Regions from separate parts of the Mus musculus genome. Here all the other regions are linked to region 2. The links are chromatin loops, found by intact Hi-C in ENCODE. Cell type or tissue: left cerebral cortex. All regions are shown on one strand. Each heading gives the region's core, and the rest is flanking DNA. Links, peaks and the distances in the headings are about the cores only. Region 1 has its middle 34 kb from the start of Tm4sf1. Region 2 holds the start of Gm26671 (a long non-coding RNA gene). Region 3 overlaps Wwtr1 (WW domain containing transcription regulator 1).

The links. Hi-C counts contacts between places; a loop is a spot of excess contacts. Peaks named below come from ENCODE experiments on the same cell type or tissue, not always from the same donor. Only the 100,000 strongest peaks of a DNase experiment are listed, where the experiment ranks them.
Region 1: it touches region 2 in a loop (5-fold over the local background); 26 of 42 quality-filtered maps call a loop at or near these places.
Region 3: it touches region 2 in a loop (5-fold over the local background); 33 of 42 quality-filtered maps call a loop at or near these places.

The regions. Positions count from the first base shown.
Region 1 is chr3:57,263,123-57,273,608 of GRCm38, forward strand. It overlaps the pseudogene Gm18660. Among named protein-coding and RNA genes, the nearest start is that of Tm4sf1, 34 kb to the right of the region's middle. In left cerebral cortex, for the core only: a CTCF peak has its summit at 4,620 (motif pointing right); a DNase peak (open chromatin) is centred at 4,626.
Region 2 is chr3:57,620,765-57,631,250 of GRCm38, forward strand. It overlaps Gm26671 (a long non-coding RNA gene), which reads right to left and starts at 6,593. Exons shown (of 6, transcript XR_867303.3): 1 at 6,463-6,593; 2 at 6,272-6,376; 3 at 4,940-5,042; 4 at 1,892-2,116; 5 at 757-948. In left cerebral cortex, for the core only: a CTCF peak has its summit at 5,123 (motif pointing left); DNase peaks (open chromatin) are centred at 4,753 and 5,092; H3K4me3 peaks cover 479 bases.
Region 3 is chr3:57,461,695-57,472,180 of GRCm38, forward strand. Wwtr1 (WW domain containing transcription regulator 1) reads right to left here. Exons shown (of 7, transcript NM_133784.3): 5 at 1,749-1,870; 6 at 825-937. Among named protein-coding and RNA genes, the nearest start is that of Tm4sf4, 42 kb to the left of the region's middle. In left cerebral cortex, for the core only: a CTCF peak has its summit at 4,779; a DNase peak (open chromatin) is centred at 4,784.

The DNA.
Region 1 (10,486 bases), core at 1,889-6,888, 360 kb before region 2:
TCAAAAAAGAAAAATCATATGATCATCTTCTTAGATGCAGAAAAAGCATTTGACAAAATAAAACATCCCTTCATGTTAAAAATATTGGAGAGATCAAGAATTTAAGGCCCATACCTAAATATAATAAAAGCAATTTTCAACAAAGCAACAGCCAATAATAAATTAAATGGAGACATAATTGAAGCAATCCCACTAAAATCAGGAACAAGACAAGGATGCCCACTCTCCCCATATCTATTCAATATAATACTTGAAGTGCTAGCTAGAACAATAAGAAAACAAAACAAGATCAAGGAGATACAAAGTGGCAAAGAAGAAATAAAGATATCACTATTTGAAGACGATATGATAGTATACATGAACAACCCCAAAAATTCTACCAGAGAACTTCTCCAGCTGATAAACAACTTCAGCAAAGTGACCGGATATAAAATTAACTCAAATAAAGCAGTAGCCTTCGTTTATACAAATGATGAACAGACTGAGAAAGAAATTAGGGAAATAACTCCCTTCACAATAGCCACAAATAATATAAAATATCTTGGGATAACTCTAACCAAAGAAGTGAAAGATCTGTATGACAATAACTTTAAGTCTCTCAAGAAAGAAATCAAAGAAGATCTCAAAAAATAGAGAGAGATCTCCCATGGTCATAGATTGGTAGAAATAATACAGTAAAAATGGCCATCTACCAAAGGCAATCTACACATTCAATGCAATTCCCACCAAAATCCCAACATAATTCTTCAAAGACATGGAAAAAGCAATTCTCAAATTCATCTGGAAATGCATAAATCCAAGAATAGTGAAAACAATTCTTAACAATAAAAGAATGATTAGAGGAATCACCATCCCTGACCTCAAGCTTTACTATAGAGCAATAGTGATTAAAAACTGCATGGTATTGGTAGAGAGACAGACACCTTGATCAATGTAATAGTATTGAAGATCCAGAAATAAAACCACACACTTACAGACATTTGATCTTCAACAAAGAAGCCAAAAACATACAATGGAAAAAAGAAATCATCTTCCATAAATGGTGCTGGTCTAACTGGCTGTCTGCATGTAGAAAAATGAAAATAGACCCATATTTGTCACCTTGCACAAAACTCAAGTCCAAATAGATCAAGCACCTCAACATAAAACCAGATACACAGAGTCTAATAGAAAAGAAAGTGGGAAAGATCCTTGAACTCATTGGCACAGGGGGAAACTTCCTAAACAGAACTACAATGACTCATGCTCTAAGATCAAGAATTGATAAATGGTACCTCATGAAACTGGAAAGCTTCTGTAAGGCAAAGGACATAGTCAATAAGACAAATCATCAACGTACAGATTGGGAAAAAATCTTCACTAACCCCACATCTGATAGAGGGCTAATATCCAAAATATATAAAGAACTCAAGAAGCTAACCACCAAAAATAATAATAATAATAATAATCAAAAAATGGGGTATAGAACTAAACCAAGAATTCACAACAGAGAAATCTTGAATGACTGAGAAGCACCCAAAGAAATGTTCAAAGTCCTTATGATCAGAGAAATGAAAATCAAAGTGACTCTGAGATTTCATTGATCTTACACCAGTCAAAATGGCTAAGATCAAATCATTAGGTGACAACACACGTTGGAGAGGATGTGGAGAAAGAGGAATCCTCCTCCATTGCTAGTGGGATTGCAAACTGCTACAACCACTCTGGAAATCAATCTGGAGGTTTCTCAGAAAATTGAAAATAGATCTACTTGGATATCCAGCAATACCACTCTTGGGAATATACCCAAAAGATGCCCCACCATGCCACAGAGGCATGTGTTCCACTGTATTCATACCAGCCTTGTTTGTGATAGCCAGAAGCTGGAAACAACCCAGATGCCCCACAAGAGAAGAATGGATACAGAAAATGTGGTTCATTTTCACAATGGGATACTACTCAGCTATTAAGAATGAGGACATCCTGAGTTTTGCAGGCAAATGAATGGAACTAGAAAATATCATCCTGAGTGAGTTAACTCAGACCCCAAAGCACATGGTGTGCACTCACTAATAAGTGGATATTAACCAAAATAAATAAATAAGTACAGAATACCCAAGATAAAGTCCACAGAACTCAAAAAGGTCAACAAGCTGAAGGGCCCAAGTAAGGACACTTCAGTCTCACTTGGGAGGAAGAAGAAAACAATCACGAGTAGGGAGGAAGAGAGGGACCTGGGAGGGAAAGTAGACAGCAGGGGAGGAGGGATGGGAGAGGGGAACCTAATCTGCTATTAGATAAGGGAAAAGGACTGAAGCCCTAAGGGCCAGCAGAAAGAATGTAACAGGCAACCTCGGGAGGTAGGAGGCTGGGAGCCACCCTCCAGAATTCATCAGAGATTTGGAAGGTGAGAGACTCTCAGGACCCAAAGGGAGGGACCTTAAATGAAATGCCTGACAGTAGAGAGAGGGATCTTATACAGCCCACCTCCAGCAGGAAGACAGAGCAACAAGTGAGGAAGGGGGTTGTCATTCCATGGTCAAAACTCTGACCCATAATTGTTCCTGTCTGAAAGAACTGCAGGGATGGAAATGGAGAGGAGCCTGGGGAGAAGAAGGTCCAGGGACAGGTCTGAAGTAGGATCCAGCTCAAGAAGAGGTCCCAAGCCCTGACACTATTACTGAGGCTATGGAGTCCTCACAAAATGGGACCTATCAGGACTGCCCTTTAGAAGACCCAACAAGCAGATATTTGTAATCTGAAAGAGTCAGATGCAGATATTTGCATCCAACCAACAACAGAAACTGCTGACCCAGGTGGTTGAATTGGAGAAAGGCTGGAAGAAGCTGAGGAGGGGGACAACCCTGTAGGAAGACCAGCAGTCTCAATTAACCTGGACCTCCAAGATCTCTCAAACACTGGACCACCAACCAGGCAGCATGCACCAGCTGATATGAGGCCCCCAACACATATACAACAGAGGACTGCCAAGTCTAGGTTCAGTCAGAGAAGATATAACTAACCCTACAGAGACTGGAGGACCTAGGGAGCTTAGAAGTCTGGTTGGGGTGGGGTTGGGGATGGGACATCCTCGTGGAGACAGAGGGGTGGGGAGGAGATAAGGAATGTGGAACAGTCGGAGGGTGAATGGAGGAGGGGGGGTTAGATCTGGAGTGTAAATAAATAAATAAATGATTAAAACAAACTAAGTTGTCTTAACTTTAAAATCTGACAGACCTAGTCTCTGACATCTCATTCACATGTGTAAATTACTGATCTAATAGGGTTGTCATTTGTCTATACCGTTATGCATTCAAGATCAGGAGTGGCAGATGATGCTGGCTCAGACCCCCTCCTAGCCCCTCTTCTAAGTGCACTGAGATTCTTTCTGGGTGAGTAGCTATCTGCATGGACACGATGCTTTCTACTGTACACATTGTAGACACAGTCATGCCCTGAACATGCCCTGGTTTCTAGCAGGGCTCTTATGCTAAGCCACATAAACAATATCACGTTGACTAATTTATACACCCATATTCTCGTGTAATAATAAATGCTTCAAGAAATTAAGACTGGACCTAGAATAAATTAAATATTTTATCAATTAAAAATTCATGATAAGTGAGGTGAATAACTTTCCCTTAAACACGAAGTGGTGGGTTTAGGAAGATGGCTCAGCAGTTAAGAGAAGTTGACAAGCATCAATGGGAGGAGAGGCCCTTGGTTCTGTGAAAGCCCGATGCCCTAGTGCAAGGAAATGCAAAGGTGGGGAGCCAGAAGTGGGTGGGTGGGTGGGGGCACACCCTCATAAAAGCAGGAGGAAGGGGGATGGGATAAGGGGTTTCTGGGGGGATTGGGAAAGGGGATAACATTTGAAATGTAGATAGATAAAATATTCAATAATAAGAAAAAAGAAATTGTTGATCTTGCAGAAGATGTGAGTTTGATTCCCAGCTCTCACATAGTGGCTCACAACCTCTCCTAAGTCCAGTTGCAGAGAATGAGACACCTCTTCTGAGCTCTGTGGGTACCAAGCATCCATGTGCATACATACACTTATGCAAAATACTTATACACATAAATAAATAGATTATAGATAGGTGATAGATAGATAGACAAATAGTTGATAGATGATAACTGAAAATTTTTTAATCAAATGGTTACCAAAAACCACTGGTGTTTTATCTGAAATGTATCAGAGATGCTATAATCACTGCATAATTTTTCTTGATATTTCAGTTGTTGGTCTTCTCACTCTTCCATATTTCTTTTATTTTAAACAAAACTAATTAGCATACATGCAGTGATAGAAAAAATGAAGCTGAGATAATGCTCTTAGCATGAAGCAAAAGTCAGAGGCTCGGGCGAATCTACAAAAATCAGTATTATTTGGTTACCAAGTTTTAAGAATGTAACGAAAGCCAATTTATAAAGTTTACTTTAGATTGAATCTAAGAAATGGGAACTGGTCCAAGAACTTCAGATACAAAACTGAAAAGCATCACTGTCTGTCATACCTACTCCCTTCAGTATCAGGAAGGCAAGTGCCTTCCTCTCCAGGTGCCCATCTCAAGTTCAAGCTATCATTCTCAGCTCTAGGGAAGGGACCGGCAGCCCACTGCTGTCATTACTCCTGTCGGCCACATGGTGTCACTGTCGAAAGCCTGTTTATTTTTCTAAAAATGCTTCCTTCACAGAGAGTCACTATAGGGACCCTTACTGGGAAACAGAGCTCCCTTCTATAGTCAAGGCTCTTAATGATATTGTTTTGAACCCCCATTTCTGGAGAGACTGCCATGCTAGAACGGCCAAGAATAGTCTAGAGGCAGAGAGGAAACTGGAAAGGGGTGGGGTGGGGGGTGTGGATAATGCAGGCCCCTAGGTATTAACTATGGTGTTTGCTTTCTACCACGGAACACATATACCTCTTCGATAGGGACCAGTGAATTTAAATGATAGTGGTTACAGAATGCTCTGCTCTCTTCTATATTTTTCATGTTTCTCCATCATATATGGGGTTCTCATGAAGGCTACTTATGACATCCTTGTATTGCTTTGCCTCAATATCCTTTTCCCTTTTAATTTTATTTGGGGCTTATACTCTAGCATTCCATTAGATCCTAGGTACGTGCAAATCATAATGGCCTCTCCTTTTACCCATTAAAATGTGCTTACGCTCATGCCAGAACACTCAAAATACACTAACCCCAGGGCCATGGTGAGTTAGTCTTGTAATCTTAGCCCATTTATACAACGTAACAAAATACTACCCACTGTGTAATTTATAAATGACAATAATTTTTTCTCTGTTCTAGAGCCTGGGAAATCCAGGACTAAGGCACTGTCCTTTAGTGTCTCAGGAGGGACAGACTCATGAAGAGACATAGATGCTGCCTTCTAGCTGGGCCTGGGCCTGGAGGGTGGTCAGTGTGCAGGGCAGGACCTGGCACAGACTCAGAAATTCTGGACCTGGACATGGAGGGCTGATGGGGAAGGAAACAGAGAGGGCAAAAAGAAAGCATGTAGGTGGGGTTCTTGGCTGGACTTCAGTCAAGAGAACATGAGGATACAGAGCCCAGTGAGGTCTGGACAGTACAGTGTGAGGTTCCTGGCTCAGACAGGCTTTCTAATCAGGTATACACTCCCCATCTCCCCCACCCTGTTGTCATGTAAACATGCACACACATACATGGGTTTCAAAATCAGCCAGAAGCACCTCTCAGCTTCTTAACACAGCACTGTCTGCTTTTGACCAGATTCTCACATACATTATCTCAGGCAGACATTACCATTCCCATGGACAAACAAGGAAAGAGAAGCTGAGTGACACAAGGGACTTGCTTAAGGTAACAAAACTAGACAGGAACAACGGCTGAGTCCCATGTGCATCACCTCCTCATTTCTTGTCCCATTCCTTGCTCCCTTTCTAAAGATCAGCAGCATGGCTGGGCCTGAACCTGGGCCTTATTGGAGAGTCATAGCAAAGCCATTTTTTAAAAAGCAGCCAACTCCTCCAAGTTCTCAGAGGCCCTGAAATGTGAAGTGTATAGTTGACACGATGTGTTCATCTTGGGAACACTACAGCTTGTGTAAGCACTAGCTCATTAGTCCTCATAAGACCAGACATTCCCAAACAAATGAGTTAATGTTTGAAAGTTCTTGAGATCTGAAGACTGTAAGCATAACATGAATGAACTCACGGCAGCACCAGAAGCCTCTACAGCTGTCCTGAAGTAGATGGCTTGAAGGGCTGTCCTATAAAAATGTCAAGTCATGATGGTGGTGGCAGAAATGAGGTGTGCTGGGGGGTCGGAGTCAGATCTAACAAGACTGACTGATTAGGACAGAATGATACCAAAGTAGACTCAGTGGTGACTCTGGTCTATTACCAGTGCCTGACAAACAAGATGACTAGAAAAGGGTGCTAAAATTGTGTCCAGGCACATTGGAAGCGACTACTGGGAAAGACTCACGGCATTTGCCACGTGTGCAAGACTGAAGAACTTGACCTGCATGTTTCAAGAATTCATCCTTTCTGGTGGCTATTATTCTGTCTAATAGAATCATCCAAGGAGCTTTTCAATCTCTTGACTGGATGAGGCATGCCGAAGCCACTGGATCACAGCTGAAAAGAGCTGGTCACTGATATAGCTATCTCTTTTGAAGCTATGCCAGTGACTGGCAAATACAGAAGTGGATGCTCACAGTCATCTATTGGATGGAACACAGGGCCCCTAAAGAAGGAGCTAGAGAAAATACCCAAGGAGCTAAAGGGGTCGGCAACCCTATGAGGGATCAACAATATGAACTAACAGTACCCCCCAGAACTGTGTCTCTAGTTGCATATGTAGCAGAGGATGGCCTAGTCAGCCATCAATGGGAGGAGAGGCCCTTGGTCTTGCGAAGATCATATGCTCCAGTACAGGGGAATGCCAGTGCCAGGAAATGGGAGTGGGTGGGTTGGGGAGCAGGGCAGGGGGAGGGTATAGGGGACTTTCAGGATAGCATTTGAAGTGTAAATGAAAAAAAATCTAATAAAAAAATGAAATAAAAAAAAAAGAAAAAGAAAAGAGCTGGTCAGATCAACCCAAATACCTTTTAAAATGCTTGGTGTTTTTGATTGATAACTGTGACCTGCCATCCATTGCAAGTTAGTTGGTGATGTCATCTGAGTCCAAGAATCACGGTTTGTAAGGGTGACACTGTACAGAAGTAGAGAATAATTCTCAGCCTTGGCAATTGCTTGGATAGAGTAGAAACTTGTTCTTTCTTTTCCTTTTTTTTTTCCTTTTTCTTTTTCTTTTTTTTTTTTTCCTTTTTTGTGTTGTTGTTGTTGTTGTTGTTTTTCGAGACAGGATTTCTCTTTGTAGCCCTGGCTGTCCTGGAACTCACTTTGTAGACGAGGCTGGCCTCGAAATTCCAGCACTTGAGAGACAGAGGCAGGCAGATTTCTGAGTTCGAGGCCAGCCTGATCTACAAAGTGAGTTCCAGGACAGCCAGGGCTACACAGAGAAACCCTGTCTTGAAAAAAAAAAAATGTTGAAACTTGTTTTTTCAACTGCTTCAAGTTCAGAGCAAAACTGAGCAGCTCAGTCTGCATGTACCTCCTGTCTCTGTGCACACAACTGCTTCTACCCACAGGTTGCCCCTGTTAACCACTGGAAATGCTTCTACCCACATGTTGCCCCCTGTTGACCACTGGAAATACTGAGATGAGGAAGTTAAATGATACATTCCTGAGTAACCAATAGGTCTAATAAGAAAGCAAGATGGAAAGCTTGAGACAAACATTAAATCACAACATCTAAAAAACATTGGGATTTAACAAAAGTAAGTTTAAAAGGGAGCTTTCTAGCCTATGTATGTTTGGTTTTCTCAGCTAATCTAACTTATCACATACCCAACAACAAAATAACAAGTGGACTGATAAAATCAGCTGGCACTTTCCAAAAGAAAACACACTCAAATATCCAGGAAATATTTTTTAAATGCTCAAATAGTAATTTGCACCAGGGTACGCAAATTAAATTGGTTACTTACAAACAGTATCTATATTCTCATGGTGATATAAAAGATTTCAGAACATGCTGCTACCTTAAAAGCCCCATTTTCTCAGGTTCTGTCAATGCCTAAGATCCTTCATCATTGAACTTGGGGGCTAAACAGCAATTTATATTTCCTGTGTCCGCCATATTTTATAATTTACAATAAGAGTTACATCAGCAAACATACTAAGTTTTTCAATGATATATATTAATTAGGTGGAAATTAATATGGCAGCAGTTACTCCTTAACCAGCAAGCTCCCCAAATAACCACACAGAAACCTTTTAATAGTTCAAAGCTTAGGCCTTAGCTGGTCAGATTCTCAACTAGCTTATCTAAGTTAACCAGACCACCTTGTCCCATCCCATGTCTACCTATGCCTTCCAGGCCCATAACCATATCTGTCTCCTCTCATCTCTCCTACCAAAAGGGCCTTTCTTATTCTCCTTCACAGTGTTCCTTTCTTCCTCCCAAGAAGTCCTACCTTCCATTTCCTTCCCAGCTGATTAACCATTAGATCTTTATTAAAGCCAACCAGAGAATGAATTAGGTGGATGAGGAATGACAGAGACACAGCTTCACACAGTTTACCCCAATTCTAAGTGTTACTATATGATACAATGGAATGATTTTTTTAAAAAAAAAAATCAGTTCAAAAGTTAGCTGAACTGGGTCCTTCATGTCCAGGGTAATAATTTCTACCTCTTTATCAATATTACTTATTTGTGAAAACTTAATGTTTTTAGTTGCAGATAATTTCACCCCTTCTTTTGCACAGAATATTATAACAGTATCTCCAGGGTGACCAAGGCCTCAGCTATATGTGCATGTCACTATACAGCATCTTTACTATATAGCTGTACTCCTGTATCCCAAATTGTTCAACTTCTGAATCCATTTAACTACATTCCAGTCTGAAACTTTTTCTTGATTTTGTGTTTGAAATACTAGTATCAAGGTACCTTGTTATTCAGCCCTTAATGTAATGAGATCTCTGTGCCAGCAAATTTTAATATTTTGGACTTGGTGGTGAAATTCCCCCCTATAGCCAGATTGCATTTATAGCCATATATGTCAAGGCATTTAGAGCACAGGGTGAGCTACAAGGAGACATGAGATAAATCTGTAGTCTGCAGGTTCACAACAACCAAGGCAATATTCCAGCTGGCTTTGTTACTAAGTCCTTGAGTACCTTCAATCATCTTATTCAGGACAGAGCCTTGGTTTCACCAAGCACACTTGAACATGATAGCAGAATTACACTGATGGAGCTAGAGACCAAAATAAGGAATGATTGTGATTAATTATGTGCCTGTATCTCTGTTTCTCTAATACTTTTAACATGAAGGGTTGCTAGATTCTGCTAAAGGCTTTTTCAGCATCTAATGAGTTGATCATGTGATTTTCTTTTCTTTCAGTTTGTTTATATGGTGATTACAAGGATGGATTTTCAACCATTCCTGCATCCCTGAGATGAAGCCTACTTTATTATGATGTATTGCGTCCCGCTCGACCGGCAAGAAAGACGCAACAAACCAGAATCTTCCGCGGCAAGAGCTTTATTGCTTGTTTCTCAGGAAGATCCCGAACTGGGAAAATGGCGCTGCTTTTATAACCCGCAGCGTGACGTTTCAGCACCTGATATGGCGTGACAGCTCCCGATTCGTTGCTTGCCCATCACCCCACTATTACACCCCGAGAATGGGAGTGACTAGGAGTGAATTCACTCTTGCACCTGCGTACAGGACTTGTTTACTAGTTAGGCACAGTGGAGGCTCGCGGCACACACGGCTCTCCTCAGAGATTACTGGCAGCACGCATGCGATTGCTCGCAGCACATACCGGCTCTCCACAATGATGGATGATGTTTTTATGACAAAATTTATCCTGTCTACAAGAAATCCAGGGACAGGGGTGAAGCAGAGCCTGAGCCAACCAATACTCAACTGGACTTGAGACCCATTTCATGGGAAATCACCCTGACACTATAAAAGATACTCTGTTATGCTTGCAGACAGGAGCCTAGCACAACTTTCCTCTGAGAGGTTCCACCCAGCAGCTGACTGAAACAGATGCAGATACCCACAGGTAAACAGTGGATGGAGCTTGGGGACTCTTATGGAAGAATAGGAGGAAGGATTGTGGGCCTTGAAAGGGATAGAAACTCCACAGGAAGACCAACAGAGTCAACTAACCTAGACTCTTGGGGCTCTCAGAGACTGAATCACCAACCAAAGACTAAACCTTGACCTTCTCACACGTGTAGTAGATGTGCAGCTTGGTCTTCATGTGGGTCCTGAACAACTGGAACAGGGGCTATCACAAGAGCTGTTGCTGTATGTGGGATATGTTCTTCTAGCTGGGCTACCTTGTCTGGCCTCAGTGGGAGAGGATGCGCCTAACCTCACAGAGACTTGATGTGCCAGGGTGGTGTGGGGGAGGGGACGGTGAGGGAAAGGATT
Region 2 (10,486 bases), core at 2,133-7,132:
CTGTCTTCCGGAGGAATCTTACCAAACCCCACAATCATGGCAGAGGTTTGAGAGGTCCAGCCATCCCGATTCGTGCCACGCCCCATTAACTATGAGTTTGTTCATCTTACTTCCATGTTGCCTGTTTTTTTTTTTCCTCTGCTCTTTTAAGTTATCTGAAAAAAACACCTGAAACTTTCAGGAAAAAGAACATACGTGGCGGGCTTATAGTTCTAGAGAAAAGTCCATCACTGTGTGGGGAAGCATGACAGTGAGCAGGCTGAGGACGAGGGCTTCCATTTTAAGCCAGAAGCAGGAAGTAGGCAAAGAGTGCACTGGGAGTGCCCGCTCTTGGTGACATACTTCCCTCAGCAAGGTCATATGCCTCCTAAACCCGCCCAAACAGCATCATCAACTAGGGACCAAGTATTCCAATTTCAGAAAGTATTATGGATATTTCATTTAAAGCACCACAGTATTCTTTCATTTACTTCAGGGGCTTTGGAAACTCTTTTGCTGTTTTGAATAGAATCTATTTTATCTTGTTCAGACTGCCTCATTTATAACCTCACGTAGAGAAAGCCTCTAGCCAACTATTTTTACTTTGAAGTATTCAAGCTGTACCATTGGAGAAATGGGGGCACTAAGCTGCCCAAGACACGGGGCAAAACCTGGGAGCTGGTTTTGATTCTTCCCTTTCTTCCTGTTCTGTCTCTAACTCTTCAGCGAGTCACCTGAACGCTGCTTCTACTGTTCTATCAGGCATCCATTTCTCACCTTCTGTATGATACCTCTGTGCAGTAGTAGCCATTAGCATCTCTTAGCTGGAGTGTTGATGCGCCTCCCTAGGCAGTGTGCATGCTTCAGACTATTCTGTCACCTTCCGTGTCTCCACATGTGGTCCGAGGAATTCTTTAAAGCATCAGTCATCAGTCCGCTGGGTAAGCATGTATCTTGATTGTAAAATTCCTGTAGAAAATTAGGAACTTAACCATGGTCTGTGGGTTATTAGGCAGAAAGGCAGCTCTGGGAAGGGAAGATCAAATAAATTCTCAACAAAACAAAACAAACAAAAAAACCAAACAAAACCATACAACAACAAAGCACACTTGGGAGTGGGTGATTCTAGCTTGGTTATTTTGAATTGGTTTCAGATTTTACCTGCCAGGAAAGCACGAACGTACGTGTGCCTGATTCCTTTTCCCCCTGTGAAAATGTCAAAAACAGAGACGCTTACGGCTCTTATTAATTTATGGCTTAAACATATACTCGCACGTTGTATGTATAGTTTGTCTAATTCTGAGTAAATGGGCTTCTAAGAACGTGCTCCTACCTGGAAGTGTCCACCCTGAGGCAGGACAGAGAAAGGAATATAAAACTGCTCTTATTCTAAAGAGTGTGTTGCTGTTTCCGTGTTGGTTAAATTTAGACTCGGACTGCGTGCTCTGTTTGCTGTGTCCTGTTTGAACTCGGCTCTTTCAGGGATACAAGAAGTTAAGGCCAAGAAAACTGGAGACCCAGTCCTCAAGGTAGCCATCAGCTTACGCCCCTTTCCTCATCTACCCCTATCCCCATCACCACATTCCAGCTCTGGTTCTGTCAACAAGACCTGGGCATCTTTATCCTGCTTCAGATACTTAAATGGCTCATTGCGCAGGTCTCCGGCTTTCCTGAGATGGCCACTCTTTGCCTGTCCAACCTCAATTACTCCTCATTGTTTCTATGTTATATTTGCTTTACTTCTCATATAATATTGAACATTCTCTGAAGTCATCTTAGTTATTGTTGATCATCAGTTCTACACCAGTGCTAACCTGGAACTCTAAATCATTATGATAAAAGGAGTTATTGCACATTTATCCAGTTTACTACGAAGAAGGAAACAGTAACTTGAGTATAATACAAATGATACCTCATTGATGTCTGGAAATCATTCCCAGAGGTAAATATCATCACAACGACTTCAAAGGGACCCAGGCAAGTTACAAAATTTGCTTGAGGCTCAATCAAGATCACGCTGTAAATGAGCAAGAAGGACGGATGCCTGATGCCAAAGGCTGTGTCTCCCACTCACAACGCCTCTCCAACAGATTTCACATATCTGTGGTAAACCGATGGTTAGTCTTGGTTGTCACACCTGGGGAAAGGGAACATCAACTAAAGAGTTGCCTTCACTCAAACTGGTGGCCTCTCTGTGGGGCCTTTACTTTATAGTTAGTTAATGTGGGGGGGGGGGCAGCCCATTGTGGGAAGTACAACAGTCAGGTGGGCCAGAGTGCTATAAAATAGAAACCTGCACAGAAGCCTGAAAGCAATGAGCCTCCTTGGTTTTTGCTCAGGTTCCTGCCTTACGTTCTTGCCCTGACTTTACCCAAAGATGGGCTGTGATATGAAACTGTGAGCCAAATGAACTTTCTCCTCCAAGTTGCTTTTGGTCCTGGTGTTTATCACAGCAACGAAAAGCAAACTAGAGAAAGTAGGTACTTTTCTACCTGCTTTTGTACTAAAGATGTCGCTAGTTAGGGATGTTAATATTGAGAAATGAGAAGGACTTTGATTTCCAGGTGGGGTGGAGTTGGAGAGGTGAAATTCATCATATAACGTGTATCCAGTACTCCTTAATATTTTTTTAGCTACTTGACTTAAAAATAAATTCACACATACACTAAAACTTTGGAATTGCCTATGTCAATTCTAAACGAAACAAAACGCAATTCCTGCATTGTCTCCTAAATTGGTGAGTATCTTGGATTTTTAAATCTATTGAGCAGATTTCTGTAGCAGTTGTACTTAAAAAAAATCAGGAACATGGTACCTCAGATGTTTCTAACGTACAATGGTTAGTAACATGATGCACACATGCTAATTATTTTCCTGTTGTACCAATCATAAAACCAGCAAAGATAGCAATACAGTGCTAGGAGTCCCAGAGGGGACCTTTTAATGAGACCTCATTCTGCTTCACTTTGTGTCTTTGTTGCCTGGGCTCCCCACGCGGAGAGTACAGGCATGGGTCACCATACCCGACTCTGATGTAATGCTTCCTTGTGTTTAAATGATAACTGTGGCACAGTGCCATCCTCTATAATGCTGCCCTCCTATGAAAATCATTCCCAAGTTTGTTTACAAACAGTTGACAAAATTCTGAACATTAAAAACTCTAAACATTGAAGATTATTTGTGTCGAATGCAGAAGTTATTCTGATCCTCTGAAGCCTAAATACTCCCGCAACTAGATTTAACCACAGTTGTCAAAGAAACAAAAAAATATAACACTCAAGCCAAGCATCTGCATAGTGAGTTTCAGGACAGGCAGGACTATGTTGAAAGACTCTGTCTTTAAAAAAAAACAAAAACAACCAACCAACCCCACCTGGTGTAGATCTCTGTGAGTTAAAGGTCAATCTGGTCTATATGGCAAGTTCCAGGAGAGCCGAAGCTACCTAGTGAGGCCTTGTATCAGAAGAAAAAGAAAGAAAGAAAGAAAGAAAGAAAGAAAGAAAGAAAGAAAGAAAGAAAGGAAGGAAGGAAGGAAGAAAGAAAGAAAGAAAGAAAGAAAGAAAGAAAGAAAGAAAGAAAGAAAGAAAGAAAGAAAGAAAAAGAAGGAAGGAAACAAAATAAAAAAACAAAGGAATAGATAAAAAGCATTTGTCCCTAGTGTGCTTTCTAAGCCCCCATGATGGCTCTGGGTTTGATCCTCGGCACCTTGGAGGTCAGGGAATCCTACAAGTTCTGAATCAAAGGAGAATAACAAATACTCTTACTTGGCATTAGAGACTATGCCTATGTATTTGTACTTTGATATTTCCTCCTAGATAATTTACTTGTTTTATGTTTTGTTTTGTTTTTTAAGACAGGTCTCACTATGTAGCTCTGGCTGTCCTGGAACACACTATGTAGATCAGGCTGGCTTTGAACTCATAGAGACCCACATGCCTCTCTGTCTCCTAAGTGCTAGGACTAAAGAAAGGCATGTGTTATGCCTTGCTATTTCTTTCCTTTTTTGTTCCTTCCTTCCTTTCTTTCTTTCTTTCTTTCTTTCTTTCTTCTTCTTTTTTTTTGAATTACATGTTTTGTGTGTGTGTGTGTGTGTGTGTGTGTGTGTGTGTGTGTGATGTGTGATTGATGTGTATAGGTAGGTACATAGGTGCCACACTGCACTTAGGTGGAGGTCGGGGGACAACTTTTGTGACTCACTTTCCTTCTTTCAGTCTGGGCTCCTGGATTGAATTCAGGTTTTAAGCCCTGGCAGCAGGGAATCTTACTGGCTGAGCCATTTGGCTAGCCTCTGTTTTTTGTTTTTAATTCAATATCTTTATAAGTAGGCATAACATTTTATAAGGGAACAATGATTGCTAAGTGGTGTTGAATGTATATTTTAGGATCACTCCACAAATATTAACAGGCATAGATAATAAAATATTTTATTAGATATGATCAACTTTGAAATGATAAGAATAAATGTGATAATTTCATTCATAATAATAAACATATAAAATGGCTCAGGGAGTACAGAAGGGCACTTGTTATCGATTCTTAATCCCTGGTTTGATTCCCTAGGTCCCGAACGGTAGGAGAACCAGCTTCTACAAGGTAGTCTCTGACCTTTCTACACACACACACACACACACACACACACACACACACACTGAAACATTCTTTTAGAATAAAACAGTGCTCTTAGTAATACCACTTGCAGATTACTGACTCGCCGATTTGGCAGGAGCGTGGGCTTGTTAACGTCCCCCACCCTGAGCACTTTGTAATTACATGCCGCTCTGCTCCTTTTCTTTTGCACGCAGCGTCGTTCCAGCTTGCTTCGTTAGCTTTGAAGACGCTCTGTATTTAGCCGAACACAAAGAAAAATCAGCAAGAACAGATGCTGGGCTGATCTCTTACCTCTGTTAAGGACTACGCTGTTTAAGTTTGATTGATAAAGAGGGGCTTTCTCCCGACTGACCTTAACTCTCTGTCCCTAGGGTCCAGCGATGAGTTAAGGCAGCCACCAGGAAAGGCTTTGGGTCGTTAGCAATGGCCCAGTTAAGTGTTCCCTCAAGTTGGTTCTGGAACAAATCCAGAAGACAAATTTTGGAGTGAAAGGTCCCACAAAGTGATACTTAAGGACGTGCGCCCTCTGGTGTTTAAGGAGCGAAGGACAAGAGGAAAGCTAACTGTGAGGCTGTAATTGCCTGATTATGTATGGAAAGGGGATAATGAAAATACCGTCAGCTGAAGTACAGAAATAAAACTTCATACATCTGGAAAGGCATGTACGTAAACCTTAAAGACAGGTCAATAATAGCTTGTGAAATCAGACATTTTCTAAGTCACAAACAATACTTTGGCACATTCCTTTTTCTTAGGTTTCAAACCACCGTGTAGAAACATCCCCAATTTTGAAATTAAAAAAAAAAAATCGCCATGTCATTAAGGCTAGGATTCACATAAAATTATGCCCCCAGACTACCTATTAAGGAAATGGTTTTAACTACTGAAATATTAACCCAAATATGTCAGAAAATAATCATTCTGTTCTCTCATTGTCCCTGTGTGGACATGATAAAGTTACCAGGCCCCGGCTATCGAGGGGTCTGTAGGATAATCAAAACTAAAAAGGCTTTGGCAGTGGTTGACTGGTGACTTTTTTCTTTTCTCTCTTTTTTTCCCCTCATAATCACTACATTCAACTTGGAATTTTATTTTATTTTATTTATTTACTTTGAAACAGGGTCTCCCTGTGTAGCTTTGACTGGCCTGGAATTCTCCGAGCACACCAGGTTGGCCTTGAACTGGGATCAGAAGCCTGCACCACCACACTCGGCTCTCAACTTGGAATTTTCAGTCTCCTAAAAGCATGACTGTATAGGAATACGGACTAGAACATGAGAATTGAGAAAGGGAAGGGCAAACACGCAGGGGTGGGCAGCGTAGTGGGGTAGGGATCATAAGTAGCCACTTAGCCATATAGCTACAGGTTCTACGCCCCCCCCCCCAACAAACTCTGTGTTTCTCAGTCTCTTGTCTCCTCTCCTCTCCTCTCCTCCCCTCCCCTCCCCTCCCCTCTCCTCTCTTTTCCCTCTTTTCCCTCTCCTCCTCCTCCTCCTCCTACCTCCTCCTCCTCCTCCTCCTCCTCCTCCTCCTCCTCCTTCTTCTTCTTCTTCTCTCTCTCTCTCTCTCTCTCTCTCTCTCTCTCTCTCTCTCTCTCTCTCTCCTTTTCTTTCTCTTCCCCACACACCTCTTCCAAGCTCTCCCTGTGTACTCCAGGTTATCCGTGAACTTGACGTCTTCCTACCTTAGCCTCTGAACTGCTGGGGTTACATACAGGCTTGTGCCGCTGTACCTGGCTCCCCGGTAGTTTCTGAATTGCATCATCTTCGCCCTCTTTAAACGCACAGCGCTGTGGAATTAAGTACGCGATACTGTGAGCTATCACCACCATCCATCTACAGCTCCCTTTCATCTTGCAAAAGTGAAACCACTCACCTATTAAACCAACTCTCCATTGCTCTCCCCAGCGGTGCAGAGACCACTCTTACTTTGTGTCTCCACGCCTTTGGCTAGTAAGTAGAATCATACAGCATTATGAGTGGCTTATCTCACCATAGCACCACAGCCTCAGGATTTAACTCTTTTGTAGCATACTCCAGAGCTTTCTTAAAGTTGAATAATGGTCCATTGCAGTGGTTCTCAACCTGTGGGTCATGACCCCTTTGAAGGACCCTTTCACAGGAGTCCCATATCAGATGTTTACATTATGATTCATAACAGTAGCAAAATTACAGTTATGAAGTAGCAATAAAACAATTTTATTGTCGGGTGTTACCATAATCCATGAGGAACTGTATTAAGAGGTTGAAGCATTAGGAACTTTGAGAACCACTGTTCTATTGTAAGCATATGGTTCCCACTCACCTGTTGATGGAGGCTTGCTTCCATGAAAATGAAGAAGTAAATAGCTATGTGAATAATGCAACTATGGATCATAGTGGACCAATACTTCAAGACCTCACTTTCAAATATCTGGGGGCAAACATCTAAAACCAGCACGCCATCATCACATAGCAATCTGTTTCTGATTTTTGAGAACGGCTAACTTGTCACTCAGGAGCTGTATTGCTTATATTCCTTCTGTGAGGCCACAGGGGTTCCAATGTCTCCACATCCTCACTAATTCTTCTTTTCTATTGTTTTGATGGTAATGTTCCAACAGGTATCAAATGGTATTTTATTTGTGTTCTTGTTTTTGTTACTGGAAACAGTGTTTTACTAAGTAGCCCTGGCTGACCTGGAATTTCCTGTATAGACCAGGCTAGCCTCTGAGTCACAGAGATAGGACTGCCTCTGCCTCTCTGCCTCTCTGCCTCTCTGCCTCTCTGCCTCTGCCTCTCTGTCTCTCTCTGCCTCTCTGCCTCTCTGCCTCTCTGCCTCTGCCTCTCTGTCTCTCTGCCTCTCTCTGCCTCTCTGCCTCTGCCTCTGCCTGTCTCTCTGCCTCTGCCTCTCTGCCTCTCTGCCTCTCTGCCTCTCTGCCTCTCTCTGCCTCTCTGCCTCTCTGCCTCTCTGCCTCTCTGCCTCTCTGCCTCTCTGCCTCTCTCTGCCTCTCTGCCTCTCTGCCTCTCTGCCTCTCTGCCTCTCTGCCTCTCTGCCTCTCTGCCTCTCTGCCTCTCTCTGCCTCTCTGCCTCTCTCTGCCTCTCTGCCTCTGCCTCTGCCTGTCTCTCTGCCTCTGCCTCTCTGCCTCTCTGCCTCTCTGTCTCTCTCTGCCTCTCTGCCTCTGCCTCTCTGTCTCTCTCTGCCTCTCTGCCTCTCTGCCTCTCTGCCTCTCTGCCTCTCTGCCTCTCCGGTGCTGGGTTTAAAGGCATGTGCTACCCTGCTGTTCTTTTCATGGGACTTTTGACCCGGATTTCCTGAATGATTAGTGACCTTAAGCATATTTTCATATGCCTACTGGCCATTTGTAGATCTTCTTTGGAGAAATTCAAATCCCATGACTGACTACCTTTGAGTAAGAATGCTGGTGTTTTTGTTATTGAGTTACAGAATTCTTTGTATGTTCTGTTTATTTTTTTATTTTTTTGTCAAACATGTGACTCACAAATGTGTGATGACTAAAGAAACTTTTTATTCTAGGCATCTATGTTGGAGTCAGAGACAAACACCTACTAGCTGTGCCTGGAAGATAAGTTAACCTTTACTCAGTGACCTTCATCCAGACATGTACACCTGGGACCATCTACTTCTTATGATATGACTAACTGCATTTTTGGCTTCTGTAACCTGCTTATGCAGACATTCAAGGACTATTGTGAGGTAGCCTGACTATCTAATCTTGGCAGAGCAGAATAGCTCCTGGATTGCTTGTGTAGATACTCAAGGTATTCTTGTGAGTTTCCCCTTAAAAATCCTCCCCTCACCCCTTTTGGCATGGCAATTTCAAGTTTGTCTCAGAGATTGTTGTCCTGCTAGCAGTAATGAATAAATCTCTAAATTATTATTATTTTTGAGACAGGGTCTAACAGCCCTGTCTAACAGCCCTGGCTGTCCTGGGACTCACAGAGATCTGCCTGCCTCTGCCTTCTGAGTGACTGGATTAAAGGTTTGTGCCACCAGGCCTGGTTAAATTTTCATTATAATTTGATTGAGTCTTTCCCCAGGGATCAGGAACACCATAACAAATACAGCCTGCCATTCTGTGTTGCCTTTGTATACTGCTGATATTGTCTTTAAAATTTAATTTTTAGATTTTTTAAAATTTTATGCGTATGTGTTTTCTACCTGCATGTATATATGAGTCTGAAGAGATTAGGAGAAGGGGGTGTTAGTTCCCTTAAAAGGGGAGTTACAGATGGTTGTGAGCAGCATGTGGGTTCTAGGAACTGAACTGAAACCCTCTGAAAGAGAAAGTTCTCATACACTGAGCTATCTCTCCAGCCTCTCCACTTAATTATTTCTTCTTTAATTTTCCTAAGAAGTGCTTTGCAGTTGTCATCATACAGATTGTTTCATTTCCTACGCATATTATTCTTCTTGCCATAGAACTAACAACACCGCTTTCTTTCAAGGTTGATCATTTCTGTTGCTGCGATAAACATTGACCAACAGCAATTTCAGGAGGAGGATTTATTTCTTTTGGCTTACAGGTTACAGTTTATCATTTTTCGGGAAGCCAAGGTAGAAACCTGGGGAACTGAAGCAGAGACCACAGAGGAACACTGCTAGTTCAGCTACACTTTTCATGTGTCTAAGGGATGGACTGCCCACAGTGGGCTGGGCCCTCTCACATCAATCATTAACCAGAGAATGCCCCACAGACTTGCCCATAGGCTAACTGGGAGAGACAATTTCTCAAGTGAGATTCCCTCTCTCGAGTATCTCTAGGTGTGTATAAAATTGATTAAAAACTAACCAGAAGAATGTTCAAGAAATTTCTTTTAGTGGAAACTTGTTTTCCTATATAAAAATCATTTGTAAACAGAAACAATTTTCTTTTTGAACTTAGATATCGTCAACCAAAGAAACAGTTCCCATTTCAGAGGAGTAAAAGAGTTTGTTCTGGAGTCAAATATGAGTAACTATGGCTTTAGGAACACATATTAAACTCTTCTCAAATTCCACATTCTAACATGGTAATAGTTTGATAAAATTTTTACAGTAACAAAGACAGTCATAAATCAAGGCACATGTCAGATACATTGGTGGAGACTTAAAGCAGAAAGATGAAAACAAAGTACAAGTTGGAATCTCAGTCCTGGACGTCTGGTGTTGTCTAAAGCATTATTAGCTTTTTTTGGTGGAAATTGGGGGTCTTCATAATTTAATATATCCTAAAGGTTTTATTTATTAGTCACAGAATGTTAAGTTAGATGCAGAGGTGGGCAAGGAATGGCTGTTTAGAAGGCTAAAAGTAGCCTAAGATAAATTGTAATCAGGTTCTGGACCTGCATCATTCCAACATCTGAAAAGTCATCGAAACTCTAATTTGTCAGTCAACCTTGTAGAAAGTTCAGAAGGTACAGCTTCTTTTCAGAACTTTCCTTCACAGTGTCTTTTACTTATTTGTTGAATCTAATTGCTCTGTCTCTCTTTCTCTCCCTCTCCCTCCCTCTCTCTCTAAAGATTTATTTATTTTATGTATATGACTACACTGCAGCTGTCTTCAGACACACCAGAAGAGGGCATCGGATCCCATTGCAGATTGTTGTGAGCCACCATGTGGTTGCTGGGATTTGAACTCAGGACCTCTGGAAGAGCAGTCAGTGCTCTTAACAGTGCTCTTAGCCAGCTGTTCAGCCCCTCTGAAGTGTTGAAAGTGAACATTTGTGCATGACTCCTCATCTTAGAGGAAAACTTGGAATTTTTAACATAGTATTTAAAAACCCATAGGCTTTTCCTGTGGGTAATTTACAAATAGTTGTGTTACGTTGAAGTAACTCCATGATATTCTGGTGTCTTTGTTTTACCTTTTGTTTATTTTTAACTATTATCATTATGTATTTATTTCTTTAAATGATT
Region 3 (10,486 bases), core at 2,644-7,643, 160 kb before region 2:
CTGTCATTTAGTTTTGGCTTGGCTACTACTACATGAAAGCCAAGCGTGGTGGTCCATGCCTTTAATTGCTATTAGTGCTCTTTTCGGGAGGCAGAGGCAGGTGGATCCTTGAAGTTCAAGGTCAACCTGGTCTATATACCAAGTTTCAGCACAGCCAGAGGTACATAGAGAGACCCTGTATCAAAATTAAAAGGAAGGAAGGGGGAGGGAGAGAAGGAGGGAGAGAAGGAGGGAGGAAGGAAGGAAGAAGAAAATCTGTGTCCCAACACCAAAGTGCAAACTTCCTTAAGAGACTATTTTGTTGTTTGGACATGGTCTACTCTATAGGATGCACAGGCTGGGGACTAGAAAAGTCAAGCTTGTTGTCTTCTTGTAAATGGCTGAAGTGGGATATTATGTTAGAACAGGATCCTCTGAGTTATTGATTTTCTAAATGACCACTGTCAATCCCTTCTAAAACTAGTGAGTAACATGAAAATATCAGCATGCCTGGAGAACCAAAAAGAGTATTATTTCCCAGTAAAAAGAGTGGACTGTTCATTACAACCAAAAAGAGGGTACAGCACAGTCACCTCACTGCAGTTATGTATAATTCTGAGGAAAGGGAAATACTAAAAAGGATGGGGGTGGGTCTTAAAATCTCACATCTATGTGAAATCATATTTGCACAAACTCTGAAAGGTCTATATTTAGTAATAGCAGACTGAGTGGAATTTTAGTTTATGTTGAAGGCTTGTGTTTCCCATTGGATTTTAGGATTGCCAAAATCAAGGGGACAATGTGAAAATGAAAACACTACAGACAGTGGAAGGCTGCGTGCCCACCTGTATCCATCTCGTCCATGTTGCTGAGGAAGTCTTCTGGAGTTGTGGGGACACTGTAGCACCCTAACCCCAGGCCACTGTCTGTGCTCTGCTCCCGTGAATGATAGGGCCCTCTGCAGAAAATAAAAATAAATAAAGGAGACCTCAATGTGAGTCTACTCAATAAAGTTCAAAATTAAAACACAGTCACAGAACTCAATCAGTGAAAGGGAGAAAATTACGTGGCCCTTTTCATTTTGAAACATAACCTGATCTTACCAAAACCAATCAATTCTATGCACTAAAACTGGCCACTCACCATACAAGGGCAGGGGTTTCCTTACTGACTCAAAATAACCACTTGGACTCTATTCTACATATAGATAATATCTATGTAAATATTTTAAAAACCAGAAAATAGTGCTGAATTATGCTCATAGATACGAACAGTCATGGTAAAAGAACTCTGTATATAACCACTCGTGGTGGTCCATGTCTATAATCTCAACACTCAAGAGGCTGGGCAAAGGGGATCCAGAAAAATAGCAAAGTTCACTGTGACAGAAACACACCACTTTCTGCAGAGTGGCTGCTTCTGAGGAAAGAAGGAAGTTTTCCTTTCACCAAAAATACCCGTGAATTTTCTTGTATTGTGTACCATGACATGCTTTTAACTGCACTCTTACTCGAAAGAATTTCAAGATTCTTGCAAGTGATTACCAAATAGCACTGTCCTGTTTAAATGTGAAGTTCAGTCTCACGTACAAATCACTGAAGGATATATTCCATGACATGTGACTACGTTTTCCTTTATTCTGTCATCCGCCCCCAACTCTCTCCCCATCCCCAAAGCTCCCTGCCTTTCCACAGTGTAAACAAACACCCCATTACAGTCTAAACCATGGGGAAGAAAGCAAAAGTCAGTGGTCCCCAGTGTAAACTTACCCATTGAGGAAAGGATCTGAGCTACTGTTGGTGACAGATCTCATATCTGTGCTCATGGCAGGCGTGTTGACAGGGGCCATGGTCTCGGTTTCCATGGGGAGCTGTCGGCAGAGGGCAGCTTCCTATACAAGAGTCAGAGGGGAAAGAGAGTTACTCAATTGCCACAAAGGGTTGCATCATAATATACTTCATGGGAAAACTGCTCACCAAACACAAAACACTTTATATATATTTCAGTAGATCAAAGTCACTAGATTAGTGTCCTTCTTCCACAGTCTTCAAGGCATGTCCTTCTCTTCTACTCCCAGCTAACTGAACCTAAGGGGACACTGGACCTCTGGGAACTTACTCTGAAAAACATGCACCTGCCCATGGAGTTGTTAAGATACACAAGCCATACCATAGCCACTCAAGATACTTTCTCACTGACAAGTCAGTTTTGCTCTAGAGTCTCAGACTAAATCTAAAAACAGTCAAAGTAACTGGACTCCTCTGGACTAGCATGCGAATCTGGTCTCTCCCATTTACATGCTAGTGTAAATGGAAGGTTTAGAATCCAGGTTCTACATGAATTTACACTTAGCAGTTGGTGTTAATCACCACATGAACAATACAACCAGTTTTAAAGTTTGCTTTAAGAAAATAGTTGCTCTCTGACCTACATACGCATGTTACATCATGAATGTATGTGTTGAGATGGCTCCATGGTTAAAGGTGCTTACTGTATAAGCCTAGCAACTTGAATTAAATCTCCAGGCACACATAAGGGTAGAAGGGGAGAACTGACTCCACAAAATTGTCCCCTAGCCTCTACATACAAGGCTTGGCACAAGTATGCCCATACTTACATACACACAACATACTTACTGACATACACACAGAATAATGATAATGTTGAGTTGATTAGAATGGCTGAAAATTGGAGAAAACTGGAGATCCCATAGACAATTAGATGTTTGGTGGATTATAGATTTAAAATTTTTAAGCTAGCATTAAAACCATGAAGAATCAGTCCAAAATGTTATGAACTTGACTGCAGCGGTACACTCCAGCTAGAGATGACCAGGTGTCAGACCCCTTTCAAGTTGATAGCTATCTCCAGGGAAGAATATTCTCATATGCTTACGCTTACATCCAAAACCAAGGACGGGCCCTGGCCACACTTCTACAATTTCCAAATGGATGTCATTGATCTCATACCCTTAAAATTCATAAACCATGAAAGAGAACATTCTGGCTATATGAGTTCTAGGATGTTGGTTAGATCTCTTCATGTGATGGTATAGGGATGGTTCTGATGCTAAGGTCCTGTTCCCCAATTGGTTCTTGATCTGTCAGTAATGAAGTCATGGGCCAATTGCTGGGCAGAAGGAACAGGCAGAACTTCTGGGTCCCTGGAGGCAAGCAGACAGACACAAAGGATTGGGCCTGGGGGGAGTGTTCACTATGCTTCTGAGGGAGAAAAGGTGACCAGCCTTGTGAGATCTCGGATGCAGTGGCCATGGGCTGCTCCTACAGGCCGGTGGTTGGGAGTATTTAGCTGGGACCAGATGTAACAGAGCAACTAAAGTTGAGGGCAGGTGGAGAGGTGCAGAGCTAAGAGTATTGATAAAGACATGCTTCTCCAGGCAGGAGACAAGTAGCACCCAGCAATTGTGCCAAAAAGGCAAGGGGGACTTGAACAACTGTGTGTATCCATGTTTTTTATCCATGGATTCGAGGGAAACTGGGCAGGGGCTGGTAGCTCAGCGCATTCCCAGAGCATAGGCGGAGTAGCAAAAGCTACATGCAACATGAAGGTTAAAGTATTGCTGTTTAGACAATGAAGTTACCAGCTAGAAAACTCTTGTTCTAGCTGGTAAAAGTTCTTGTGTTCACTGTACCATTACTAGTACTTACTATGGTGGTATAAGTTACAAACCATGAAAGGTCTGTTAAGAAACTACACTGTTGATATGAGGAGGAATAAAATAACTGGCAAGAAAGGGCCCCTGGTCCTTCTGTTTATCTTGACGCAAGTAATGAGAATGCATTTCATTCAATAATACACAAAAAAGCAAGTTAAAAATGGAGATTTGAGGGCTAGTGAGATGGCTCAGTGGTTAAGAGCACTGACTACTCTTTTGTTGATCATGAGGTCAAATCCCAGCAATCATGTGGTGGCTCACAACCATCTGTAATGAGAAACAAATAAAAAAAAACCTATGGGCCAGAGCAAGCGAGGCCAGAGCAAGAGGGAGAAGGGAAGGGGAAAACAAATGGAGATTGGAAACTATCCAATAAGGCTTTCCTGAAAGTCTCCTGCAGAAGGCAAAGCTTGAACCTGGGGTGAGTAAACTTGAGACTACCACAAACTCTTACAAGCACTCACATATGCTGAACCTCTTGGCATGAAAACAACTGGTCAGTGATTTATATTCTAGCAAATACAAGAATCCTTTGGCTAATAGCCTCACTATCTAATAGTGCACACACATATTCATTCTCATATTCTCTCTCTCTCTCTCTCTCTCTCTCTCTCTCTCTCTCTCCCTCCCTCCTCCCCTCCCTCCCTCCCTCCCTCCCTCCAAGAATAGCTGCATTTCCTATTAACCAAGTGGAGAGAAATCAGCTCCTGAAAGTTGCCCTCTGATCGCCACATGTGTACTATGGCACAAGTGTGCTCACACATGCACTAAATAAAAGATAAAGTAAAAACTTTCTTAAAAGCAGGAAAGGGAACTTCTTGGAAGGAAGGAGGTTACAATCGAGAGGGTGAGTAGAAAGATGTCAGAGTGTAGTGAGGGGTAAATAAGCATAATATATATGTATGAAAATGTCAGGATGAAATCCATTTCTTTGTATGCTAACCAAGAAAAAATAAATAAAGACTATATAACAAAGGGTAAGAACCTGTAGAATGCGGATGGGAGATGCTCACTGCTTTTCCACATTTTAAATCCAAGAGAAGTGCTATCCCATTCTTCATCATTGGGTCCTAACTAGTTACACCAGTCTCCAAGTCACCAAAAGAGGAAATGCTATATCCTGTCTGTAGGGGTCTCACTGGATCATGTTTCTACCTTCTTCAAGTAACTAACAAAATGCAAGAGACTGCAGAGGGCTCTTTTAACCCTAACAGCATTAAAAAAGTAAATAAATCGGACCATTTATTATTAACAATGCAATGGAATGACTTGTTTAAGATTATTGTACGATTATTCTTGGGTCACAGACCATTCCAAAGAACAGCTAAATATAAGGAAGACCTCTGCTTCCTACCCTACCAGGATGGATAGTGGAGTCACATCTTGCCTGTAGCCCAGTGGCCAAAAAACCATCCCAGCCTGGCTCTGATACAGTCTCCCAATCTTAGTGTCTGGCTTTAACATTGCTTCCAGCTCCTGAATCCATACAATTATTCCCTCTGTCTGGAACACACGTCCCACCGAAGCCCATTTCCCTTAGTTACTAACCTACAAATGCCAGGTATCAAGACACTCCTCCCTGCCCCTATCTAAAAGGTCACCTCCCACCACCCATGACTGTCTGTCTTTTAACCTGCACCTATTTTCTTCACAGCAACTTGGGTTTTATCTGTCCTCCCCAATGAATGACCCATGAAGGAAGGGATCTTATTCACCATGTTCATGCCTACACACCCACTACCTGTAACCATGTTAAGTATGTAGTAGTAGATACCCATAAAATACATTCTGAGTAAGTAAATAAGAAATAGTATTTATTCAAATAGAAACATTTAAAAAATATGCTGGTGATAACAAAATGAGAAATAAAAGGAAAAAAATCACACCTTCAACCACAAATTAGTACACACGCTGCCTAGTTAACAGTTCACCTGAATCCTCCTCCACTGTCCCTAACATAAGATGCACGGTGCTAAGTGGCCAGTAACAGAAACAGCAGCACCAAATACTTGGATGTGAATTCTGGCCTTGCTGTGTCCCATTGAGGTATTTCACAATTTTGTCCCCTACCACCTCACAGCGGGGGAATAATAACACCACATGTGCAAAATGCTGCTGTTATGACAAAGATGCTCAGAACAGAGCTTGCTCCAGAAGTCACTGCATCGATATCTAATGTCACCTCACCTTGTGTTCTACATACCAATCTCAAAAACACAGGTTAAAGACAAAATAAAGACACTGGCAGTAAAGGACTTGCCTAAGAGGTACAAGGAAAACCATGGGTTCCATCCCCAGAACTACAAAAATAAGTGTGTAAGCAGATAACTTTAAAAGTATCCCTCAGTGTTGTGTGGAATAGATCCACTTTGATACCTAAGAGTTTCCTCCTAGTCACCTTTCACCTTTGAAAGATTAAATCAGAATGTGAAAATTCATCACAAGGCTAAGAAAACTTACACTGCCTAAAATTAGGTTTAACTATAGAGTGGTGAGAGTTGTATTTTATAATATAATAGTTCTACATTTAGAACTTTTAAAATTCTACCTGCCTGGTTTCCCACTGTTGTGTTTTGTTTTTATTTTGTCAAGTTGACACACGTTAAAGTCATCTGGAAAGAGGAATCTCAGTTGAGAAAGTGCCTCCATCAGATAGCTGACAGGAGAGTCTTTGGAGCATTTTCTTGGTGGGAGGACAGCCTAGCTCACTGAGGGCAGGGCAGGACTACCCTAGGTAGGAGGTCTTAGGTTATACAAGAAAGCAGGCTGACTGAGTAAGCCAGACAACACATTCTTACAGGCCAGGCTCCTGCCTGTAGGTTCCTGCCCTGCCCTGCCCTGCCCTCCCGCAGGTGATGGGATAAATATAAGATGGAATAAAGCCCATCCTTCCCAGGTTGCTCTTTTGTCATGGTGTTTTATCATAGCAACAGAAACCCAAGTAAGACAGTCCTGTTTTGAAAGGTTAAAAAAAAAATCCCCATATCTGCCCACAAATTTGGGGGGTGGGGGACAATACCAAAGGCTAAAAATAAAGGACCAACCTCCCCAGTATGTCCTTATCAAAACTGGGTAATTAAAGTCTAGATCAGAATGCTTTTGACTGTCACCTGATAGCTGAAGCCCTTCTATAAGCAAAAGGGCAATCATCCACCTTTACCTCAACCATGAAGAGTGCTCAAAACTAATTATCATCCTCTCTCGTCTTGGCAGGTGTGCTGGTTAGTTTACGTCATCCTACACAAACTAGAGTCACCTGGGAAGAGAAGCTTGCATCTGTAAGACTGGCCTGTGGGCAGACCTGTGGGGCACTTTCTTGATTGATGACAGATGTGGGAGTGCAAGCTGAGCGGCCTAGTGGAGAACATTCCTCCATGGTTCTTGCCTCGGTTCTTGCTTTGGGCTCCTCCAGCCTTGGCTTCTTCCTTAAAGGATGGACTGTAGCTGGTAAGACACTCTTTTCTCCTTCAAGCTGCTTCAGGTATTTTATCACGGCAACAGAAAGGCTAACTATTGTGGTCTATTCACAGGGCACCACAAGCCCTGTCTAAAACAGGCCTCTGATTTCTCCACATCTCAGTACTTCAGGTCTCTCTTCCTCCAAACACATCTTACCCAGCTTTAGTATTTAGGTTATACAGCCACAGTGATGTAAGTTAAAATAGCACCAAACCTGCCCAATCTAGGCCTATAGCTTGTAAATAAAATACCAGGATTGTGTGTCTTTTACACAGACTAGCTAGAATAGAAAAACACCAATTACAAGATTCTAGACAGACAATCACAAAGAATAGACAATGGACAGGCATTAGGATGTTCATCTAACCCCTATATTGCTGTTCTCTGGTCTTACATCCATCTCCAGGAACATCATTACTTCTGCAATTACTCCAGCTGACTTCCCTGCCATGCCATCAAGCCGTGTGTCAGGCGTTGGGCAGGTCTATCAGTGCTTTCACCAAGCCACACAATGCATGAGCATGACCACTGGAGAATATCGGGTCTTCGAGGAGTCAGGATATCACAAAACTCAAAGGCCTCGCAATGGCTCTTAAGCTACTAGTGAACTACAAGATCCCTCCAGTCACAGATTTGTGGCAGACAGAATGAAGAAATTTCTAGTTGTAATCAGGTAAGGTACTGGCTACTTCTCAGTTCTGTGGGCTATTTGCCAGTGGAATTCTCAAGAAGTAGTTAAGGATGCTGTTGAACCTGTCCTGAGCTTGGCATAACAGAAAGCAGTGATGCAATGCAGAGAAGAGGACTTTAAAATCACAAGAGTTCAAATCCCAGGTCAGTTACAATAGAGCTGTGAAATTTTAAACTAAATTCTTTTTTTAAATTATTTTTTTAATTTAAAGCTGGAGAGATGGCTCAGCAGTTAAGAGCACTGACTGCTCTTCCGAAGGTCCTGAGTTCAAATCCCAGCAACCACATGGTGGCTCACAATCATCTGTAATGAGATCTGACGCCCTCTTCTGGGGTGTCTGAACACAGCTATAGTGTACTTACATATAATAAATAAATAAATCTTTAAAAATTTTAATTTAAAAAATGCTATTTATTTATTTTTACATGTATGGGTTGGGGGGGTTGTTTGTTTGCCTGCAGGTATGTTTGTTCACCAAATGTGTGCAGTGCCTAAGCTATTCAAAAAAGAAGATGGGGGACCCCCTTGGAACTAGCATAAGAGCTGGTTTTAAACTACCATGTGAGTACTGAGGTCTGAACTCTGGGTCTTTGGACAAGCAGTCAGTGCTCTTAAACATCTCTGCAGCCCCTTGGACTAAATCCTTGACAGTTCATTTAAGATGCTTTATGAAGCATCTTGTTGGACATAGATCAAAGAACACAGTGAGACAAACAATAGAAGGTGTCATGGACGGCACAGAAAGATTTGCGAGGCAAAGAGACTTGACTAGACTTTGCAAAAAAAACATGTGAAGCCTGAACACAGGACTCCATTAACTTAGTTTACTGATGAGGAAACAGGGCCAGAGAGAGTTAAGTGGTTTTCCCAGAGCCCTGTAGCTAACAGCAGGTGGAGCCAGTGTCTAAATCCAGGCAGTTTGACCTCTGAGGCTATTCCGGTAATTTCCACAGACAGTACCAGGGAGAAGGCAGTGAGGACTGAAGTTGGCAGGCCTCAAATTCAAACCCTTTCACCTACTACTGGAGATGAAACTTGGGCAAGTTACTTCATTTCTCTGATCCTGTTTTCCCAGCTATAAAATGGAAATACCAACCCCATGACCTCATTCAGCTTGTTTAGAAGAGAACTTAACGAACCAGCCTATTCAACAGCACTGAGCACAGTTTTTCCTCCCCGAGCCGGGAGGAAGATGGGATTGGAAATGTTTTATGATCCTTTTCGATGTATATGGGTGGAGCTAGTATCCCGGGAATTCACACCACATTTAGCAAAGTTTTAAGGTTCGGTTTTAAAGGCCAGTCTCAGAAAGTTCTGAAAAGCTGCAGCCCTCCCTCCTCCTGCCCCCAACATTTCTTCACATACAAGCTGGGAATGGAAACCCTTTGTAAAACAGAGTCTTTGGAGTGAGTTACTGGTAATCTGTTAGCTCCCTTAAACAACAAAACCAAACGTCATTTATGGATTCAAAAGGCACCCTCCTAGGGCTGAGAAGCTGTGCGGTGGACGCAGAGGATAATGAAAGGCAGAGACAATTTGTGAGTTAAGAAGTTCTGGAAGCTTCCTCCCCTCTAGTTCCCCCACTGGCCTGCAGCTCTGTGGAATAAATCAACAGAAGAAGCTAGAAAGTAAAAGGCAATGGAGAGCGGGGCCTGGCTCCGAGTGAGTGTTTTTGGCTCGCAGGGCACCTCCCACCAGCCAGCTCCTGCCTCGGCTGGAATGTACTTCAAAGGGAGCTAACTGAATGATAATAACCTCTTCTGAGGGTGCTCAGCTTGATTTAAGTGTGTAGCCGGGATTCTACAAAAATGGAAGACCGAATTGTTTTAATTATGAAGGGTGGGGCGAGTAGAAACAAATGAAATGAAAGCGGTATTTTAAAATCCCACCGTTAAAGCGGCTATTTCAGTGCAGAGGTGCAGCTCACTCTTTCTTTCTCAAAGCCACGGAGACTGCAGAGGCAGACTGCCTGGGAAGAGGGGGGGTGGGGGGGGATCTGGTGTCAATCTCTTTTGTTGAAAGCCTGTACCAATCGATTCTAGAAATTCACTGCCACATTTCCTGGAGTGTCTCTTTGAAACACCTCGCACACACTCAGCTGCCAGACTGGCTCTAGAAAAGTGCAGATTCGAAACTCTGATACTTTGGAGGAAACATTTGTTGAGTCTGTAATTATTATCCAAAGCCTGTTATCGCCTAAGAATCACTTGAAGGAAGGAAAAATGTAGATATACTTCTGACTTAAACAAAAATGTAAAGTAGATTTTTTGAAATGGAATACTTCCTCATGCCTCTGTGATCTCATTTTCCTTAGTACAAAATAAGCCTCCAGTTTAAAACAATGACCAATTTGTTTTCGAAAGGACTTTTTATTATGAACATATTTATTTAAAGGGACAAGTACGTATCACGGAAGAGGTTGGTTTGGAGTGATGGAGCCGGGGAGTCTTTTCTAAAAAGATTTGAACTGGCACCCTTTTTCTTTTCTTCCCATTTCCACCCTTACCCGGACCAAAGACTCATCATGTAGCTCTGGTTAGCCAGAATTTGCTATGTAGACCAGGCTGACCTGTAGCAGGCAGTGGTCCTTTGCTTCCAGAGCGCTAACCTACGAGATAGACATACACTACCTTCCTTTGTGGGGGAACACAATAGACGCCCTCAACTCCTAGACAAATTCA